Linked DNA regions of Homo sapiens: region 2 is linked to region 1. The links are chromatin loops, found by intact Hi-C in ENCODE. Cell type or tissue: dorsolateral prefrontal cortex. All regions are shown on one strand. Each heading gives the region's core, and the rest is flanking DNA. Links, peaks and the distances in the headings are about the cores only.

What was found. Hi-C counts contacts between places; a loop is a spot of excess contacts. Peaks named below come from ENCODE experiments on the same cell type or tissue, not always from the same donor. Only the 100,000 strongest peaks of a DNase experiment are listed, where the experiment ranks them.
Region 2: a loop joins it to region 1, with 2.2 times the contacts of the local background. A loop is called at or near these places in 10 of 110 quality-filtered maps.

What each region holds. Positions count from the first base shown.
Region 1 is chr1:109,787,264-109,798,681 of GRCh38, reverse strand. No RefSeq gene overlaps it. Among named protein-coding and RNA genes, the nearest start is that of EPS8L3, 29 kb to the right of the region's middle. RefSeq lists enhancers at 7,463-7,522, 10,068-10,951, 10,952-11,418. In dorsolateral prefrontal cortex, for the core only: CTCF peaks have their summits at 6,261, 6,466 and 7,639; a DNase peak (open chromatin) is centred at 6,381.
Region 2 is chr1:109,866,697-109,876,463 of GRCh38, reverse strand. All of the region lies in intron 4 of LINC01768 (long intergenic non-protein coding RNA 1768), which reads right to left. Among named protein-coding and RNA genes, the nearest start is that of CSF1, 39 kb to the left of the region's middle. In dorsolateral prefrontal cortex, for the core only: no CTCF peak of the experiment used is centred there; a DNase peak (open chromatin) is centred at 4,013; H3K27ac peaks cover 1,976 bases.

The DNA of each region.
Region 1 (11,418 bases), core at 2,125-10,124:
TCTGGCTAATTTTTGAAGAGATGGGGACTCACTATGTTGCTCAGGCTGGTCTTGAACTCCTGGTCTCAAACAATTCTTCCACTTCGGCCTCCCAAAGTGCTGGGATTACAGGCATGAGTCACTGTGCCCAGCCTCTTCTTCCCTTATAATGCAGTTGAAGCTGTCTAAGTAGGGGGACAGCATTTTCCGGCCCTATTGCATTTAGATGACACCATATAACTACACTCTCACAGGCGGAATGTGAGTAAAACTGGCACGTGCCCCTCTGGGCTGTAGTGGTTTATAAATATGGCCACAAATTCTTCCACTCTCTTCCCATCAAGAGGTGGGGGGTCTACAACACCTCCACTTGAACCTGGGCAGTCTTCTATCATAGAGTACCATGGGAAGAAATGTGACTTCTGAGGCTTAGGATATAGAAGGTTATGTAGCTTCACCTTGTTCTCTGGGAACACACACTCTTGAGCCCTGAGCCACTATAAAAGAAACCCAACTCCTTTGAGGCCACCATGTTGGAGAGGCCACATGTTGGTGCTCTGGTACTGGCTCAGCCTAGCCCAGTCTTCCAGCCACGTGCCAGGTAAGCAAAAATGCCTCCAGACGGTTCAGCCCCCAACCATTTGAGTCTTCCCAGCTGAGGCCCAGACATTGCAGGGCAGAGACAAGCCACCCTCTCTGTGTTCTGTCCAAATTCCCCCGGAATCCCTCACAGACTCACAGAATCTGTGAAGATAATGAAATGGTTGGTGTTTTACAGCACTAAATTTGGGGTGGTTTGTTCTTCTGTAATAGACCACCGGAAGGAAGCCAAGACCCAGAAAACCAATTCCCCTTCCTGCTGGCTTCAACCCAGATGTGGCACTGACCCAGCCTCAAGTCCTAGGGATGACAAGCCACTGCATGGAAGGACCTGCATTGCTAAATAACCACATGGAGTGCTGCTGCTTGCTGATGTGAAACACTTTGGAAGGTTACATATAAACATCTTTTTTTTTTGAGACAGAGTCTCACTCTGTCACCCAGGCTGGAGTGCAGTAGCATAATCCCAGCTCACTGCAACCTCCACCTCCTAAATTCAAGTGATTCTCATGTCTCAACCTCCCAAGTAGCTGGGGTTACAGGCTCCTGCCACCACACCCGGCTAATTTTTCTATTTTAATATGTTGGCCAGGCTGGTCTCCAACTCCTGACATCAGGTGATCCACCTGCCTTGGCCTCCCAAAGAGTTGGGATTACAGGCGTGAGCCACTGCACCCGGCACATATAAACATCTTTATTCCTTAGGCCAAAAAAACACAACAAAGATATAGCAGGGACCAAGGCAGACGCAGTCTCTACCCTCTGTGAGCTTATGCCTGGCTGAGGACGAAGGTGGAGGGGAGAGGTTGCTACAACAGATCAAACAGTTCGGTTGTTTAATAACAGTTGTAATCAGTTCTAAGCAGAGATATATAAGGAGCTGTAAAAATCATTCATGGAGGCTCTGACCCAAGCTGGGAGAACACGGAAGGTAACCCTGAGGAAGTAATGCTAGCTTGGAGACCAGAAGGGTGAGTAAAAACTAAGTAGGATCGGAGGAAAGGATAGGGCAAGAATGTTCTGGCATCAGAAAGGGACACAGCATGTACAAAGGCTCTGAGTCAGAAAGGAGATACTGAATTTGAGAAACTGAAACAAAACAAAACTCAGTGTGGACCTTGTGGGCTGGGCTGAGGACTTCAAATACAGTCTCTAAGAAATGAGGATCCATGGGTCCATGCCAACAGGAGATTGTCCGATCAGATAAGCCTTGGGAGGCTGTGAGGGGAAGAAGCTGGGGTCAGGAGGCTACTGGACACTTTCTCTGGGTTGGGGCTATGGAGATAGAAGTGCTAAAATTCAAGAGATATTTGGGAGGTGGCTGATAAAATTTGGAGGGAAAGAGAAACTTGTTAAGAGAAGAGTCAAGGATGAAACGCTAGTGAGCTGATGTCTAGTCTATGAGTAAATTATGATGTCATGGCCAGAGGAAACCGAGATGTGGCCAAATACAAAGGGAGCTCAGAACATAGAAAAGGGATTAGCTTTGCTAGTAGGTGCCTTTGAGCATGTCATCTTCCACGTCTTTGTCTAGAATGTGAAAATAATCATGGCTCTGTCTATGACACAGGACTCTTTTAAGTATAAGGATGATGGCTGCATTCATTCACCTAAAAAAACTTGTTGAGTAGAGCCTACAATCTACAATAAATAAGATTGGCCGGGCGCAGTGGCTCATGCCTGTAATCCCAGCCCTTTGGGAGGCCAAGGTGGATGGATCACTTGAGGTCAGGAGTTCGAAATCAGCCTGGCCAACATGGCAAAACCCTGTCTCTACTAAAAATATAAAAATTAGCCAGGCGTGGTGGTGCATGCTTTTAGTCCCAGCTACTCAGGAGGCTGAGGGATGAGAACCTGGGAGGCAGAGGTTGCAGTGAGCCGAGATCGCGCCACTGCACTCCAACCCAGGTAACAGTGCGAGACGCCGTCTCAAAAAAAAAAAAAAAAAAAAAAAAAATACAATAAATAAGGTTAATACATAAAGTATATAGTGTATTCATGAAAAGTGCCAAGGAGAAAAAATTAAGTGGTGGTGGCTAGAAGGAAGAGTAAATTCTTAGGTACAATGTTCAAGGTATATACTCACTAGCAGGTTGGATCTAGGTTCTGTGGAAACTGAGGTTTATACAATGAGGGGATGCGAGATGCTCCTTTATAAAAAGAAGATAAAAATATCTTACCTTTGCAAATTTTACAAAGATATGTGACCATCTGAATAGATTTCTGGGGCCTTGGAAGAGGCCCCTGTGAGTGCAGGGACCCAAAGCACAAAACTGCATATTTCTCCGGGTGTCCACCTCCGCTCAGGAGTAATGGAGCAGCAGGGCAGGGCAGAGGATGGGCTGTGGGTATCACAATAAGAACCTGTTTCCAGGCCGGGCACTGTGGCTCATGCCTGTAATCCCAGCACTTTGGGAGGCCGAGGTGGGCAGATCACGAGGTCAGGAGATCGAGACAATCCTGGCTAACACGGTGAAACCCCGTCTCTACTAAAAATCCAAAAAAAATTAGCCGGGCGTGGTGGCGGGCGCTTGTAGTCCCAGCTACTCGGGAGGCTGAGGCAGGAGAATGGCGTGAACCCGGGAGGCACAGCTTGCAGTGAGCCGAGATCGCGCCACTGCACTCTAACCTGGGCGACAGAGTGAGACTCCTTCTCAAAAAAAAATAAAAAATAAAAAATAAACCTGTTTTCTGTGACTTAGAGCAAATCATCCAACCACTCTGACCCTCAATTTCCTGATCTGTAAACAGGGACAACAGTATCACATCTTTACAAGGTTTTAAGAAGTAAATAGCAGTGTGTATGTGCTCAGCTCATAGTAAAAAGTGGTAGCTATGTTTAAAACTTTTAATTCCTACTAAATACAGATGGCAAACTACAGTCTCAATCTCTGGGAGGGACCAGAGAGAACTCAAATAAAAAGGGAATTGCAAACTGAGAGCAGGCAGGCAGGCCCCAGGCTGCCTGTGAGTGCTGGGCTCAGTGGCGCCAGATGTATACACTGTTTGCGTGGCCTCTGACATGTTGAATGGGTCTGTGGCAATGACCCTCACATGCTCCACTCTGGAACAGAATCTTATGGAGACCAAACATCCAGGAAAGACCCAGCTGTCCCCATAGGCGTGGGCGTTTGCATGGAAAGAGCAGAAAGAGCAGAGGCTGTGAGCTCGGGAGGACCTGGATCAGAATCCTGCCTCTGCCAGCCTGTGAGCACCTGTGAGCGCAGCCAGTGACTCCCCGGTCTGAGCGGCTGCCTCCTCATCTGCAGCCTGGCAAGACAGTCCTAACACTGCTGCACAGGGGGCTGTGAGGATACAATGAGGTGAAGTGCCAGGCATACACAGAGTGAGGTAAATCCTCCTTCCTTTCTTCCTCTTCCCCATCAGGCACTCCAGGGTCTGCAGCCGAAAGACCAAGCTGTGACGCCTGGGGCACTCGGTGACTCTGGAAGTTCTCCTTGGGCCCTGGGTGTGTGGCTGCCTTGGCAAATGCTCACTGGCAGATAACAAAGCCAGTTTGACCCGCAGTGGGTGCCCATGACGTTCAATGACCTCAAACAATTAAACCCATAATCAGAGAGTGCTTGGACTTGGCTGCTGTGGGTTTGCCTACCCACGAGTCACAATCATCTTGCTGGGCTTATACGTCGGCCGTTAGCCCTCAAAGTCCTGTTGCTAAGAGATTATGAACCAAATGATGTTTCCAAAAAACAACCACTACAGGATGTTCCAGGAGAGAGCCATAATAACAGCCTAAACGGAACGGACCTGCTGTTATTGATAAAACCTTATAGAGTTGAGGATTGGGTAACTGAGGTAGCCTCGCCATACACATCCTATGTAAATTACTGGTTTGCAAAGGTTTTGAATATAATAAAATGGACTCAGCGATACAACTGTAATGGATGTAGTCTAATGTCTTCATAATTCCAAAGGTTCTTTAGTCAACCAAGATGTATTTGTTGGTGGTGCATATTACGACCATCTCAGCTACATTTAGTTGCAGGCAGTGACTAAGTCTAACATAGCTGTAACCACCCCCGTTTGGCAGAGTGCCTGTTTGCAATAATTAAGTGATTTAACATAGCCATTCACACCCACCTCCATTATTGCTTTGTTGCTGAGGCAACAGGAACCAGTCAACTAACAGAAGCCAGGTTAGAGCAGGACAGAAGGAAGTCAGCAAACCGGCACTTGCCAAAAAATGGCTGTTATCTGGCACCTAGAGTCGTTTTGCCCATGGGATTTTCCTGGGAAGATGCAGCCATTCTGTTCTGTGTCTTCACCAAAGGCTGCTGGGTCATCCCCAGATGATCTCTATCAGGCAGATAGATTAGTGCAAAGTAGCTGTTCCATAATCTGTTATGAAAGGAAATCCTGATCTCTGCTGGCCTCTCTCCAGACCTGGGAGCCTAGTAGTGTGATACCAGCCCCCGACACTCCCTTCCTGCCCCCTGTCCCTGATCTCCTCCCCTCTCAACCCTCGCCACCCACCACTGCTTTCCGTCTGCTTAGGCCCCCTGGCTGCAGCGGACTTAGGGTCTACATTTGATCTCCCTGGGGCAGGTCACGGAGAGAAAATTTTTGTATTCTTCTCTCCCATTTTATAGGTGAGGGAACCAAGGTCCAGGGAGACAAAGCTAAGCGTCAAAGTCACACAGCTAGTAAGTCAGGAGACAGGCTCATGTCTTCTAGCCCCAAATCTCAGGATCTTCACTGCTCACCAGACCCAAGCCCCCTATGATAGTTGCGCAGGAAACTGCTGGATGTTGCAACGCCTCCTAGAAAGGGTCAGCGTTTCCATGGGCTGACCCTGGTGACCCTCAGTCACTGCGTGGCACCCAGGGGAGGGGACAGAGCCACAGGAACTCTACCCTTTTTCCTTCCTCCAAGGGGTAGAGGATCAAGCAGAGCATTTAAGATCCCAGCCTTGGAAATGTATTCTGCCACAACCAGAGTGAACTTGGACAAGCTACTTACCTTCCTGCAAGGCAGTTTCCTCTGCAGAAAATGAGGGTAATACTGGTACCTATCCACCTGATAAGGCTGCCCTGGGGAACACCTGGGATTAAACAGGTAACAGCGGTCAGCAGGATGTGTGGGAAACAACGCTAGCAGCTGCACCCCGACTCTCACAAGATCCACATTTTCACCACGACCATCATCATCCACTTCTGCTCAGGACCTGAGGTGCAAGTGGGGCGGGAGCCTGTGTCCTGAGGGGCCTCTGGTGACAAGGAGACAGATTTCCCAGGATTCCTGAGATCTTTAATCCTTGGGAAGCTGGGCTGGAAGAAGCAGCTTTATGGGTTCCGTGCCCATCTAAACACATGTGCTTCCAGTTGGCTCTCCTGGGCTGGAATTCCCCAGGCCCCCGCCCAGGCCAGCTCCCGCCACTGCCCCATGCACCCCTCACTCCATGCTGACTCCCTTGGCAGGCCCGGGGGTCCTCGAAGGCTGGCTGCCTCCCCTCGCCAGTTATCAATTCCAGCCTCGGGGCGCCTCCCAATTCCGTCTGAAAGTTTCTGGAGGGGGCCAGGTCTTGCCACTCTGAGAGTCTTAAAACCCCAGCCCAGAGAACGGCTTCTAAAGGAGGCCTGGGAGAGTGGGAGTGGGGGATGAGGTGTAGGAGGGTGGAGATGAAGCTGAGGTGGAGGGGTCATTAATTCAGCAGCTCTGCCACTTGGTACCAGCCCCCAGGGCAGCGGCTCCAGTTGTCCTGTGGGGCCAGGACGCTGTTTCTGCTGAGTCATCCTTTCTTGCCCAGAGGGATCCTGGCCCCAAGCCACATTCCTAGTGGGGTCTGAGTGCTGCAGAGTAGGAAGCTTCCTTTCTCACCAGCCCCCAGCGCTCCAGCCATGCAAACAGGCTGGTCTCTCAGCAGCCTCTGCCGGCAGCGAACATGCTTCTCCGTTTGTCTGCATTCCCCCAGCCCCCCAGCCCACCTGGATCCCAAGTTCTGGGAGCTAAAAACACTCCCCAGGGAGGTACAGGAGGCGAGGCTGGCCCTAACAGGAGGGGGCCAAAGGGAGATTAAGGAACGATTTTAAATTTCTGCCTTCCTACAAGGGGCCCTCCCGCTGTAGGGGTCCAATAGCCCCACTGAAAAGGGCTGAATCTCAGCCCAAAGGCAGAGGCAGCAACCCCAACCTCTCTGTGTTGTGTGAAATGTCAGCGTCCCCAGACAAGCAAGGTAGCCACACCTGCGGAGCTCATGTATCAGGAACAGGCTAAGAACACCTACTATGTGCTAAGCACTGCTCTGGGCGCTGGCCTTGCAGCAGTGAGCAGGGCAGATGCGGCCCAGTCCCTGGCGTTTCTCCCAACCTTTCCAGTCCCACCACCGCTGCCTCCACTGGTGGTCTCCTCCCAGACTGCCCAGGTCCAAATCTTGGCTCCCCACTTCTAGCGATGGGATCTTGAGCAAGTTACTTTACCCCTCTGTGCCTCCATTGCCTCATCTGTAAAATGGGGTGAAGTAATGCCTACCTCATGGGAACGATGAGAGAGGTAAATGAGTTATTATGTGTAAAATGCTTAGAACAGTTTCTGGCACAGAGCTCAATTCTTTCCTGTGTGTTCTGAACTCTGTGCCTGGGCTCAGCCCTCTCTCCTCCTGGAATGCCCTGCCCCTCTTCTGGAACCCATAAGTCCAGCCTCTTCGCTGAGTTTCCAGGTGAGAAGACCAATTAGGGGCAGGCCCACAGTCAGCCCACAGCCTTACTAGGGCCACCAATACTGGCCGAGTGTTTTCCTGTTGCCAAGGGTTTTAAACAGCCCTGTGAGGTAGATAGGGGAGGGAATTCGGTGAGGGAAAGACACCCGCCTGAGGTTGCAGAACCAGCGAGTGTTGGATCTGAGAGTGGAACTTGGATCTTCTGACTGGAAGTAGCACTGCCTCTGTCCCACCTGGTGGCGTTGGTCCTAAGAAACCTTCAGATATCCTGAGGCTATCACCAGGGCCTCTGAAGCTAACCCAAGGCTCGGCACCCAGAAAATGGGGCCTTCCTAGCCCTTCAGAGGCCCTGGAGTCAGTTGAGCTTGTCTCAGAGCCAGCTGGGGTCCACGAAGGCCTCAAGACAGGGGGCGCTGGCTAGCAGAGCCCTGAGGAGGGCCCTGCAGGAAGAGCTCAGCGGAAACTCTGAGCAATGCTGGCAGCCACAGGCCTCTGGGCTTCCTGCACCCTCCACACAGGCTGCCCTGTCAACATCAATGTCAATGCGTTTGTGAAACCCTGCCGGGCAGGCAGTGGGAACTCAAGGGGCCCCAAGGGTTCATAGGCTGTGGTCACCCTGTTCCTTTGCAGCCCAGGAGAAGGTGGCTTTCTAAAGACTGCTGTCCACAGTGTAATGGGATGCAGCTGCTGCCGAAGACAGTTACCTGAAGGAGGCCCCACGGTCTCCTTAGGCCTTGGGCCTCCAGATCCCATGGCTTCTCCCTGCAGGTCCATATCTTCTGGGGTCCCCACAGATTCAGAGAACCCCCAGACAGAGCAATAGAGTGGACCTTGTGGTCGAAGGACTTTGGAGTGAAAGACATGTGGGTTATAAGCCCAATCCACAGCTTTGCTATCTGTGTGACTTTGGGAAAGTTAGTTAACCTCTCTGTAGAGAGCCTCAGTTTTCTCATCTGTAAAATGGTGACAGAAAGTACCTACCTTGTCCTGAAGATTAAATAAAACAATGTAAATGGGAGACCTGGCATACCATAAGCTTTTGATAAATAGGAACTGATGTTTTTGTGACCACTGAGTGATAGCAGATATTGGAGGTACAAATACTATTGCATTTCTTCGATTTGTATAATTTCAATTAAAACCATCCAGACCTAATTTACTATACTTGAAAGAAAAACATACCTTCCTCTGGAATCTTCCTCTCCTTTCAAATTGCCCAAGAACCTCCAGGTCTCATGTACTCAAAAAGTGGAGGGGGAGGTAGAGGCTCCAACTTCTGCACCTTGGCCAGGAGAACCAGGACGCTGACCCGTTCCCACTGAGGTGGCACCTGTGGATAACTGCTCCCACGTGGTCAGAAGGCTGAGTGTCCTGTGCCAACCAGAGCACCACACAGGCCACATGCATCTTCTGGGGGCTGACTTCAAGGATGGCAGAGGATGGCTGACAGTTTGCTGGGGCTTCAGGTCCACCCCTTGCGGTCAGAGTCTGAGTCCCTTTTCCTTCCCCAGGATCCACACTGGGGTTGGGGCTCCTTCTTTACAGACCCCAAAACACAAATGGCCTCCTTACTCCTGTGTCTGAAAGTCCCCAGAAAGCTGCTCCCCTTCGCCACCCCCAGACCCACCCTCCATAGTAAACCCCAGTGCTGAGTCACCTGAAGACTACCAAGGTAACTCTTGCACAGAACAGAGGGAAAAAATGGTCTATATGGGGCTTCCTGCCGTATTTTTTTTCTTCTCAGTAACTAGGCAGCAGGGAGAAGCCAAAGTGAAGCCAGCATCCAGCGGTGGAGCCTTTGCCTTTTCTCTTTATGCTCCAGGTGCACCAGAGGTGAGCAGGGGACGGGAGGGTTTCATTTCTGTAGCCCCAGGCGTCAGGCTTCAGAGCCTGAGCTCTCAGCCAGGATATCTCTACAGCTCAGTAAATGCTTGCTGACTGACTGAGAGCAAAATGATCTCTCTGAGGGGGTGGGATCAGGCAGAGATGCTGGGATGGGCAGAGAAGAGGAAGTAGACCAGGGAAACGGCCAGGGGTGAGGCAGATAGGTCTGCAGATGGGCTGGGAGCAGCCTTGTAGGAGCAGAGGAAAGAGAGTACTGTTCTAGGGTGGCCTGAGAGTAAGGGGTAGTGAGGGAAGTGGCCACTAGGGTTGCTGCAGGACACCAGAGGCATCTCTGGGAAACCTGTGGAGCCTGCTGAATGCCTCCAGGTGCATGGTGGGGGCCGGGGAGCAGAGGCCTCATGGACGTAGCAGCCCCAAAAGGGCAGGTGCATGGGGGGTGGTTCCCAGGGGTGTTCAAAGGCAAAAATTAAAATGGTAACTCCCTCTGCGAAGAGACCCCTGGGCATGGTCCAAACTGATTCAACAGCAAGCATACTGCCCTTGACAATGTCCAGAGCCCAGGCCACCACCTAGAGGCCGCACCAGCACTCTCTGGGCCCATGTTGCTGCCCTATGCCAAGACGCAGGTCCCTGGAGGCACGAGCAGCCTGGAGCTGACCTGGGCTTCCTCAGGTGCAACAGGCACATGGAGTGTCTGAGAGGCACAGGAGCAACAGCCAGTGCCCCCTGCAGAGGACCACTGGGGTCACAGACTTCAGACCTGATGACCTGGGCTCAGATCCCAGCTCTGCACCTACCAGCCGTGTGACAAGGTGTCCTCTCTGAGCCTCAGTCACACACTGCCTTAACGGTTGGGCCTCATGGAGCTGTTTGTGAAGGTTAAATGGGAAGACATAAAGCACTTAGCCCAGAGCCAAGGACATGCTGAATAGGATAATGGTGGCCTCCTTTGGCGCTGTGCTGGTGCAGGTGTGCCGAGGAACTGGGCAGGGGTGACAGATACCTCTTCTAACCTAGTTCCTTTCCAAGAACCTAATTGGTGTCTCTCCCTCCCCCAGGCAATTGGAAGGAGGAGGCTGGGCCCCAGCCCCAGAATACGGGAGGTTTCTCACCGTGGTAGGGAAATTGCTGGGTTGGGGGTGTGGGCAACCACAGTGATCGTCTCTCTGCAGGACGGATGCGGCTTTGCTGACAGAGAGTCTGCGGCCTGGACATGCCAGCGGTGCAGGTCTGAGGTCAGCACTGGGGAGCCGGGCTGGGCCCCACCAGGGCGAGACATCTGCTTTCAATCAGCTGCCCTTCTGCCCGAGAAGGGGGTGAGGGCTGAGACCTCCCCCAAGCCCAACTTCTCATCACACAGAATGGACACTGAGGGCAAAGGAGGCAGGAGAAGCTCTAGAGACCCAGGTCAAAGAGATAGAGGTTTATTTTTGTTAAGCCACTTAAACTAAATCCTTCAATAGCTCTCTTTTGCAAGGCCATGCCCAGTCCGGCCAGTCAGCCCCCAGCCTCCCCCCGCGCCGCCCCAGCTCATGCTGCCTTGTCGCAAGCCTCTGGCTTGTCCGCCACTCGAGGGCTTTGCACTCACGCCCTGGGGGCCCCTGCCCTGCCCTGTGCAGGCTGACTTGTCATCCTTCAGCTGAAATCCCACTTACTCAGGAAAGGCTGTGGACGCATTTCTCCAACCCTGTTGACAATCTTGTTGAACACAGTTTGCTTTGTACCTATGTGTTCATCTGCATGGCTACTGAATGTCTGCCCCCCACCCCACTCTAGACTGTAAGCCCCATGCGGGCAGGAGCTAAGGCTGTCTTCCTCAGGACAATATCCCTAAAATTCAGAGCAGGGCCTGCCACAGAGTATGCGCTCAATAAATACTTGCCGAATGAATGAATGACTCATGCCTCTAAATATTTATAGCAGTTTCCTTCTGTAATCTTCAATGGTTTGAGTTCCACCAGATCCCTGCAGGATAATCAGTGCTTACGCCCATTTGACAGGCCCAGGTGAGTTAATGACCCTGGCTCCCAATCCATCCTGACTCACAGTATCAGGCTACCTTTGTCTAGGAGGAGGAGGAGGGACAAACTGGGAGAAGAGAGGCACGTGCCACAGAACCGGAGACCAGAGAGAGGGCTGGGTGAGAGACCAGCAAAGGGTGGGGGCACTGCCGGGGAGCCACATGCCAGCAGCCAGGCCCATCACACCCCATGTCAGCCTGTGTGGAATCACTCCCCATCCTGGAGAAAGTCCAGGAAGATGCCCACTGGGGATGTGCCCCAGCGACCACCCCCTATCCCTGCCAGTTCTCACATCCT
Region 2 (9,767 bases), core at 52-8,051, 80 kb before region 1:
TTGAAGCAAGGGGGAGTCTCTATTGTCCCGAAAAGCACAAGATAAAGATGTTGAAAATTATACTACACTCAGGACTCCGTAGGCTGAACTAAGAAAAGCCCCAAGTGACCGTGAGGCTGTCACTGTCTAATCCTACCCACCTGATCCACAGAAAGGAAGAGCAATTGGCTGGCTAGAGAACAATGACAGGAGAACAGAAGCCTATTGATTATTCCATTTCTGAATAATCATCGAATTGGACATAAATTTTTATTAGACCTGTACTGTATATATGTTTCATATCCTTTCATAGTTAACATTGTATCTTAAGCCACACCTCATTCTATTAAATACTATTTTAAAACATTACGTTATCGTAAACATCCTGTTTTTTTTTTAAGTCTTTGTTCTTATCTTCGATTTCCCCTTCCCCTTATTCATAGGGTACCATTGCTGAGTCAAAAGATATAAATATTTTTAAGATCACCGAAACTTATTTTCAAATTTCCCTGCAGAAAAGCGTTTCCAGTTTCCACTCAGCAGCAAATGAGAGTGTTGCCTGCAGCCCTTCCAGTAGGTAGGTCTATCATTGTTAAAGTCTCAGTGGATGGATTTGAGAGAGATTTTTAAAAGATAGAATTGATGGAATTTGGTGGCTGCTTGTGGGTATGAGAGGTGAAATCAAGAGAAGGAAGAGTTCATGATATTGAGATCCTTGGCTTGGATGTGTAGGACGATAGGGAAGCCTGTAGCTGAGAAAGGCAAAAGAGAAAGAGAATTGGGATCAGGCGAATAGAAATTTTGTTTAGGAGTACTGCACATTTAAAACAAGCAAACAAAAACCATGCAACACTCAGTAGATAAATAAGAAAAAACATTTTCCAAAAGGAAACATGTAAATAATTAAATAATTACAAAATATCAGTCTCACATTTCATTAACTAAGATTCATTTGGCTGAAAAGAATAGAATTTTAATTTTTACAAGTTAAGTTAAAGGAGGGAATTTAGAGGAGATAGCTAGGAAGAGATCCTTACACACTGGCAAGAGTCACTCTATCTCTATCTCTCTTCTTTGTTTGACTGCTCAGAGGAGGTGGGTGCTCTTCTGGGCACGCAAAACAATGAATATCCCCTAGATTCCCCGTATACGTACTTTTCTTCCCATACACATAATGCCTCCAAATGTCCTCTCTTAACGTAATGCAACCATCCCATCTCAGTGTAATGTAACTCAAGTCTTATCCAGCGACTGCATCCAGTTCCAAGTTCAGAATCTACTAAATTAGAAATCTCTTTTTTCCTCTGATAGCTGTTAAGATTTTCTTGTTCTTCTTGATGTTCTGCAGATTTAGAAAAGCCTGTATAGATGTGAATTTACTACCTATTCTACTAAGAACTCAGTGGGCACCTTTTTGTTGTTGTTCTGTTTTGTTTGTTTTTGAGACAGAGTCTCACTCTGTTGCCCAGGCTGGAGTGCAGTGGCACAATCTCCACTCACTGCAAACTCCACCTTCTGGATTCAAACGATTCTCCTACCTCAGCCTACCAAGTAGCTGGGATTACAGGCGCATGCCACCATGCCTGGCTAATTTTTGTATTTTTAGTAGAGATGAAGTTTCACCATGTTGGCCAGGCTGGTCTCAAACTCCTGTCAGGTGATCCGTCCACCTTGGCCTCCCAAATTCCTGGGATTACAGGCGCCTGGCCTCTCTTCTTTTATCTTTTGAGGATTCTAAACCAGCTTAGTTTACAACCATTTTCATCTTGCTCTACTACTTTCTTTCCATCTGGAGGGAGTTTGTTCCCTGCTGACTGCTTTTGTTGGCAGTCTTTCTTCATATTAGTTTTCCTGTTTCTTACCCATGGCAATGTTTAGCTTCTTTTGAAATGTGGCAGCATTGTTTTATTTTCCCCTTTTTCACTGGGGAGGCAGCTTAGAGTGACAGTGAAGAGCTCAGGTTCAGGGGTCATGCTGCCAGGGCTCACATCTCCATGATTTGATAGCTGCACAGCCTTGGGCAGCCTTCTTCAGTTCTCTGAGCTTCCATTTCCTCATCTGTTCACTGGGGGATAATAATAGCACTTACCTAATGGGGTTTTTGGGAGAGTTGAATGAACTAACGCATGTAAAGCACATAGACTATGCCTAGGACATAGTCAGTGTTTAATAAATTTTGGGATTATTTCTACGTATTTGGAGAAAATAAATGAGTTTGGTGTGTATGAAAGTGGCGCTCAAAGCGTTAACTTAGAGGGTCATTTGATGGTGAGTCCAAGTTTAGGATTCTTGGGTGTGTCCTCAAGTCTTCTTGTGGCTCCTCATGATCTTGCCCTCATTGGTGATGTGATTATTACAACCACCAACCACCTCCAACACACTTCATGCACAATGCTGGTGGGAAACAAGGTAACCATTGTAAATGCTACCATTTAAATTGGGTAACAAGGAAGCAACATTCAATGGACACTGGTCCAACATTTAAATCACATCCAGCTGGATAGGGACAGGGAGGTCAGGGCTGTGGCTGAATAATATCACTGTATCCTTGGCAAGGAGTGAGTTCTCTAGTTGGCCAGTCTGTCTCTCCAGGTTTTGCCAGTTGGGAACATTCCCTTTGCCCATATCCACAAGACCCCTAGTGAGCATGGGAGTACAAAGGATCCCCACACTTGAGGCTGTGGTGCCTCACAAATCACTTCCTGTTGGCCTACATACCTGCAGATTACCTCATAGCAGAGTTTCCCCCAACTTGTTGGGTGATAGAAATCTCCTAGGAAATTTGGTGAAAATACAGATCTCCAATCACATCTCAAATTCATGCAGTCTCCAGGGGAGGTGCTTTGAAATCTATGTTCTTAACAATCATCCCAGGGGATTCTTATTGTCAGGAAAGTTTAGAAAATAAACACCTTAGTGATTGTGCAATCACACACTTCCATTTGGCAAACTTGTGCTTTTTTAGCACGTAAACCCTTAAACCTTGCATCATCTTACTGTGAGTTCCACTCTGGGGGTCTCTATGACTAATAACCAACTCCAGCAATGTTGAAGGTATGGGAGGTGTGCTGGCCCTTGCCCATGTGGCTCCAGCCTCTTACCGGCAGCTCTGGAGCCTCTGCCCATCCCCCAGGGCTCAGCAGGAAACTGGGGAGGGAAGGCAGGGCTACTCTGTCCTGCTACGTTACTTCTGCCATGGGGACTTTCACATGGCACTGTGGTGGGGTAGGGAGAGGTTGGTGATTCCTTGTCAGGCAAGGAGGGCACAACACAACATGCTTGGCTGGTTATGGTTCTTTCCAGGTATTGCCATTTCAGTTTTCAGGATTCTACAGCTTCTTAATCAGTGCAGAACCTTTAGTGTGGGAAGAAAATTGGTTTTTTTGCTGTTGGACAAAGGCTATGATGATGAACAAAGGGCATGACTTGGCCATTTGGGACTTCTGGAGACTAACAGAAAGACCTCTCTTAAAGTTGCACCTCTCTGCCCAGGGGTGCCTTGATTGCTTGCTTCTTCTGGGTCTTCTCTTTCTCTCCCTCACAGCACCTTACCAAAGGCTGCAGGAAATCACTAACACATTCTATTATTCTGGTATTTTCATACCAGGTCTCCTAAAGCATAAGCCTGCATAGCACATGGTCTGAGTCCCAAGAAACACTGGAAAGTGGTCTAACCCCTTGATACAATTAGGGAATGCGATTTTTCCCAGCCTAGGATCTGGGGATGCTCTCAGCTACCCGCTTTCACTAACCAACCTTAATTCAGCCATTTGGAGCTTGTCAATTTCCACATCCTAGTTCAAGTTCCATTTTCTGCACTAAGACTCATTAAGTAGTAAGTGACAGAAACACAGCTCAAACTAATTTTGGCCAAAGAAACATTTGTTGGAAGGATCATGTGGCTGGGAGAAGAGCAGAGTGCAACTGGCTCCAGTGACCAAAGGTGATCACAGAGACTCTCTCCACTCCTCATCCTTGTTCTCTCTGCACATCAGTGTCATTCTCTCACAGAGGGTTGGTGCAGATGGCAGGAGAATGCCTCTGGCGGCTGCTGTGACTCACCAACAGAGAAGGATGAGGCTTGTTTTCTCTAATCATAACATTTTAAATCACTAAGACAGACTCTGAATGGCTTAGTTTGGCTCAGTTATTCAGCTCTATTTTGGACCACATGTTTAAAAGGAGGTGAAGGAGCATTTCCCAGAAGAAGGGTATTTTCTAAACAATAAAATGTGACAGAACAGAACAGTAGAATTGTTCTACCCAAAAATTTTAAAAATGCATATTAAAATGACAAATACCATTGGGATGAAATGGCCGGATGCAGTGGCTCATGCCTGTAATCCCAGCACTTTGGGAGGCCGAGGCAGGCAGATCACTTGAGGTCAGGAGTTTGAGACCAGCCTGGCCAACATGGTGAAACCCCATTTCTGCTAAAATACAAAAAAAATTAGCTGGGTGTGGTGGTGTGTGCCTGTAATCCCAGCTACTTGGGAGGAGGCTGAAACAGGAGAATCACTTGAACCTGGGAGGTGGAGGTTGCAGTGAGCCGAGAGTGCACCACTGCACTCTAGCCTGGGCAACAAAGCAAGACTCCATCTCAAAAAAAAAAAAAAAAAAAAACATTGGGATGAAATGGAAATACCTAAAGCTGGTGTATTATTTTCTATTGCTGCAGTAACAAATTACTACAAATTTGGTGACTTAAAACAACACAAATTTATTCTTTTACAGTTCTGTAGTCAAAAGTCCAACAGGGGTCTCACAGGACTAAGATCAAGGGGTTGGCAGGGCTGTGTTCCATTCTGGAGGCTATAAGGGAGAATCCGTTTCCTTGCCTTTTCCAGCTTCTAGAAGCCCCCCACTTTCCTTTGCTTGTGGCCCCTTTCTCCGTCTTCAAAACCAGCAACATAAGGCCGAGTCCTTCTCACATGGGTGTCTCTCTGGTCCTCTTCGGACACCTTCTTCCACTTTTAAGGACCATTGTGATCACATTGGGCCCATAAAGATCATCCAGGATACTCTCCCATCTCAAGGCCAGTAGATTAGCAATCTAAATACCCCTTTTCCATGAAAGACAATCCATTCATAGGTTCTGGAGATTAGGACATAGACATCTTTGGGGAGAAGAACAATTAATTCAACCATAACTGTAAGAGTACAGTGAGTACATCCTCTCAAATTCTTTTGGTAAAGTTGTAAAATTTCATAAAATTTCTGGAAAGCAAATTAGCTGTTTGGTAAAATAGGCCTTAAAATGTTCATATGTACTTAGCCAACAATTCTAATAATCTGTCCTAAAAAAATGCTAAATGCATGGGGGAGGGTGAGTTATGCACCAAAGTGTTCATCACCACTTTACTTATATCACAAAAAATTTGAAACAACCTTAATGTCCAGTGGCAGTAAGGCTAAATTAACCATATTATATTCATATAAGGAAATATTATGTTGACAGTTTAAAAAGTATGTTTATGAGAAGCTTTTGATGAAATGAAAATGTGTATATGCCCTAATGTTAAGTAAAAAGAGGAGTATATCTATACCTACCAATTTGTTGTGAACCTAAAGCAACTCTAAAAAATAAAATGTAATAGTTTCTTTTAAGAAATGAATACAAAATAATCATAGCTACAGTATGACCTCAACTCTACTGAAAAATAGATTTGGCCATGCGTAGTGGCTCACCCCTGTAATCCCAGCACTTTGGGAGGCTGAGGCGGGTGGATCACCTGAGGTCAGGAGTTTGAGACCAGTCTGACCAACATGGTGAAACCCTGTCTCTACTAAAAATAAAAATTAGCCTGGTGTGGTGGTGTGCGCCTGTAGTCCCAGCTACTCAGGAGCCTGAGGCAGGATAATCGCTTGAACCTGGGAGGCAGAGGTTGCAGTGAGCCAGGATCGTGCCACTGCCTTCCAGCCTAGGTGACAGAGAGAGACTCTGTCTCAAAAAAAAAAAAAAAAAAAAAAAAAAGATTTACAAAAATATCTGGAAAGGAAAATGTGGTGGGATTTTTGTAGATAATTTTTTTCTCTATATGTACTTCTTAATTTCATTTTTTGATATACGATCTCACTCTGTCACCCAGGCTGGAATGCAGTGGCCCAATCGTAGCTCACTGCAGCCTTGAGCTCCTGGGCTCAAGCAATCCTCCTGCTTCAGCCTCCTAAGTAGCTAGGACTACAGGTATGTGCCACTTACCCCTGACTAATTAAAACAATTTTTTTTGTAGAGACAGGGTCTCACTATGTTGCCCAGGCTGACTCTTTATTTATTTCTAAATTGGCCCTTAGGTACACAGAATAGTGTTCATTATCATCCTTGTTTCGTTACACACCACTATCATTAGTCCAGGCATGGCTACTTCCATTTATTGATTTGGTTAGTAGTTGGCTAGTTATTTTGATAATGCAATGAGTACCCACAAAGCTAACACTCTGAACAAAAGCATCACTAACCTTACCATCACTCCTATTCCACATCCCTCACATACACAACCCCTCCACACTGTTTCTATTTGAGACAAACATGATCTCAAATCCCATGTTTATCTTTTCTTCGTAAATAGTTTTATTGCATTTACTGTGGAACTGCCAGTCCCTTACAAAGTCTTCTCCTTTCATTTTTTTCCTGACAGTTCTATGAGAAGGAAAGGGACAGGAAAGGGTTTTCATTATTAGATAAAATAAATTCTGGCTAGGCACGGTGGCTCACGCCTGTAATCCCAGCACTTTGGGAGGCCAAGGCGGGCGGATCACGAGGTCAGGAGATTGAGACCATCCTGGCCAACATGGTGAAACCCCGTCTCTACTAAAAATACAAAAAATTAGCTAGGCGTGGTGGCGGGCGTCTGTAGTCCCAGCTACTCAGGAGTCTGAGGCAGGGGAATCACTTGAACCTGGGAAGCAGAGGTTGCAGTGAGCTGAGATTGCGCCACTGTACTCCAGCCTGGTGACAGAGCAAGACTCTGTCTCAAAGATAAATACATACATACATACATACATAAATTCTACACTCAAGCAGCAAGTGTTGACATAATGGTAACCAACAAAATGCCATCTTAACTATTTATTCCTCAAACCATCTAGCTCATTCCAATAATACCCATACTTGGTTCAGAAGTTGCAGTTCAGCCCCTGAATGTGTGTGGTCAAATTCCACACTCCTGGTAAAGGGAAGTTTTGAGGTGCCTGAGTTTCATGTGAGACCCAGGCCTTCCTTAAGGGGAGAGCCACTTTTCCTAGTCACATTCTCTGGTCTGTCTCAAGATGGGGCCAGGCTACTTCTGCCTCATGGAACACAGTTAACCCACCTGGAGTCCAGATAGATAAGTCAAGGCCTCTGGCCCAAGCTTCTTCAAGGTCCTATTAATTCCAGGACCCTCAAGTAGACTTTTGTGTTGGGATTTTATTTTTCTCTCTTATGCACCCGGTAAATACTTCCCCAGGAGATCTCTTACAAGCATCAGCTGGAGACCTTAACCAAGGACCCCTATCAGGATCACCTAAGAAGCTTTTAAGAACTACAGATGCCTAGGATCAACCCCACTCCAAGAGATTCTGTAAGTCTTGTGTCAGGAGTTAAGGCCTCCATTTCCTTGGAGACCTTACATACATACTCCATTAAGAACCACAGCCAAGGTGTGAACCTGCCTTGGTCTTCTTTAAGTTCTTCCAGTCACCTGGCTTTTAGGCCTATGTTTTAGGAGTCAAGTGTCCATCCTGTGTTTTCTCATGCCTCCCAGTAGATTGACATTCACCTTCTGACTGTTAGGAAAATGGCCAACAGTCCTTGAGAGTTGCTGGCATTGGCTGTTTTTTATTTCTTGGCCATCATGGTCTTCTGTGGCTGATTGATTGATTGATTGATTGAGACAGGGTCTCACTCTGTTGTTCAGGCTGGAGTGCGGTGGTGTAATCTCAGCTCACTGTAACCTCCATCTCCTGGGCTCAAGCAATCCTCCCACCTCAGCCCCCTGAGTAGCTGGGACTACAGGGGTACACCACTATGCCTGGCTAACTTTTGTATTTTTATGTTCCTTTTTTAAAGAGACAGGGTTTCACCATGTTGCCCAGGCTGGTCTTGAACTCCTGAGCTCAACTGATCCGCCTGCCTTGGCCTCCCAAAGTGTTGGATTACAGGCGTGAGCCACTGTGCCTGGCCCACAGCCATTTAAAATCTCTTTCTCTTTCTCTCTCTCTTTTTATTTCTCTGTTTTTCTCCATCCTTTCCCATCTCTCATTTTAGATTATCCTGTGGGTCAGGATCAGCTTTGTTCTTTTCCTGTTTTTCCCCATGCAATATGCACCTGCAGATTTCTTTTTTTTTTTTTTCTTTTTTTTTTTTTTTTGAGACAGAGTCTCACTCTGTTGCCAAGCTGGAGTGCAGTGGCGCAATCTTGGCTCACTACAACCTCTGTCTCCCGGGTTCAAGAGATTCTCCTGCCTCAGCCTCCCAAGTAGCCAGGACTACAGATGTACACCACCAGGGCCAGCTAATTTTTTTTAGTAGAGACGGGCTCTCACCATGTTGGCCAGGATGGTCTCGATCTCCTGACCTCATGATCCCGCCTCAGCCTCCCAAAGTGCTGGGATTACAGGAGTGAGCCACCATGCCTGGCCACACCTGCAGATTTCTATCCTCCATTTTTGAGACCCCAGAGGCAAAAAGATTTCTCTCTTCAGAACTGGCTTGAAAAATCCTTCAGAAAGACCATGTTTGAGGGGGTGATTAGAATAATGGCTAAGAGCATGGACTCCAGAGCCAGAGTTCAAATCCTGGCTGTGTGAACATAATGAAGTTATGTAACCCCTTTGTGTCTGTTTCCCCCTAAAATGAGGATGATAATTGTATTACTTCATTGGGTTCTTGGGAGAATTCAATGAGCTAATGATGTGCTCAAAACAGTGCCTGGTACATGGTAAGCTCGTATATAACCGTGGCCATCACTCATCCTGCAGACAACACAAGAATGTTTAATTTGCTTTATGAGCTCAACTATCCAAAAGTAGAAGAAATAAGAAGAACTCCTTTGTTGGATCTAATGTTAAAAACATATGTCAATATTGGTTTATGATGCACAAGTGACTAGAGCTTGGGAGAAAGTAATGGCTTTGTGGAGCTCTTTATGGTGCAGAAGGGACCTGTTCATCTCACTCAAGGAGAGCAGATTTCAACAAGTTGGGAAATTTGCATGAGTCAAAAATATTGAAGGAGAATATGGCTAAAGAGGGACAGAAATTTCTAAGAAGTAATATGTTCATTATGTAGTCACAAATGAACCAAGGAAACATGCTGGGCCCCACCTTCTTCCTTGTTTCCTTTTTCATCCCCCTTTAAATTCTGTCCAGTTTAAATCCTAAGTTTGTCTTGCTGCTTCTTCCCATTCCCGCATCATCCACTCTCCTTCAGACTACCTTTATTTTTCACCTGGGCTCCCAACTGGTCTCCCCATATCAACTCTGGCACCTTTTAGAGTTCAAGGCATTCTCCACCCTCCACACTATACCCACAGTGATTATTTTGAAATATAAATCTGATTGCAATCCCATCATCCCTATCCTACCTCCCACCCTTAGAACCACTCACTGGCTTTCTAGCACCTCCAGGATAAAGAAAAACAGTTTTAACAGCCTACCAGACCCTGCTGAGTCTGGGCATCACCTGTTTCTCTAGCTTCATCAAGCTCCATCTTACTCTCTTTACTCTACCCATAATGGCCTTCCTTTAGTCCCAATCACCAAATTTTCCTGTGCCACAGGGCTTTTGCATGTGCAAGTCTCTTCCT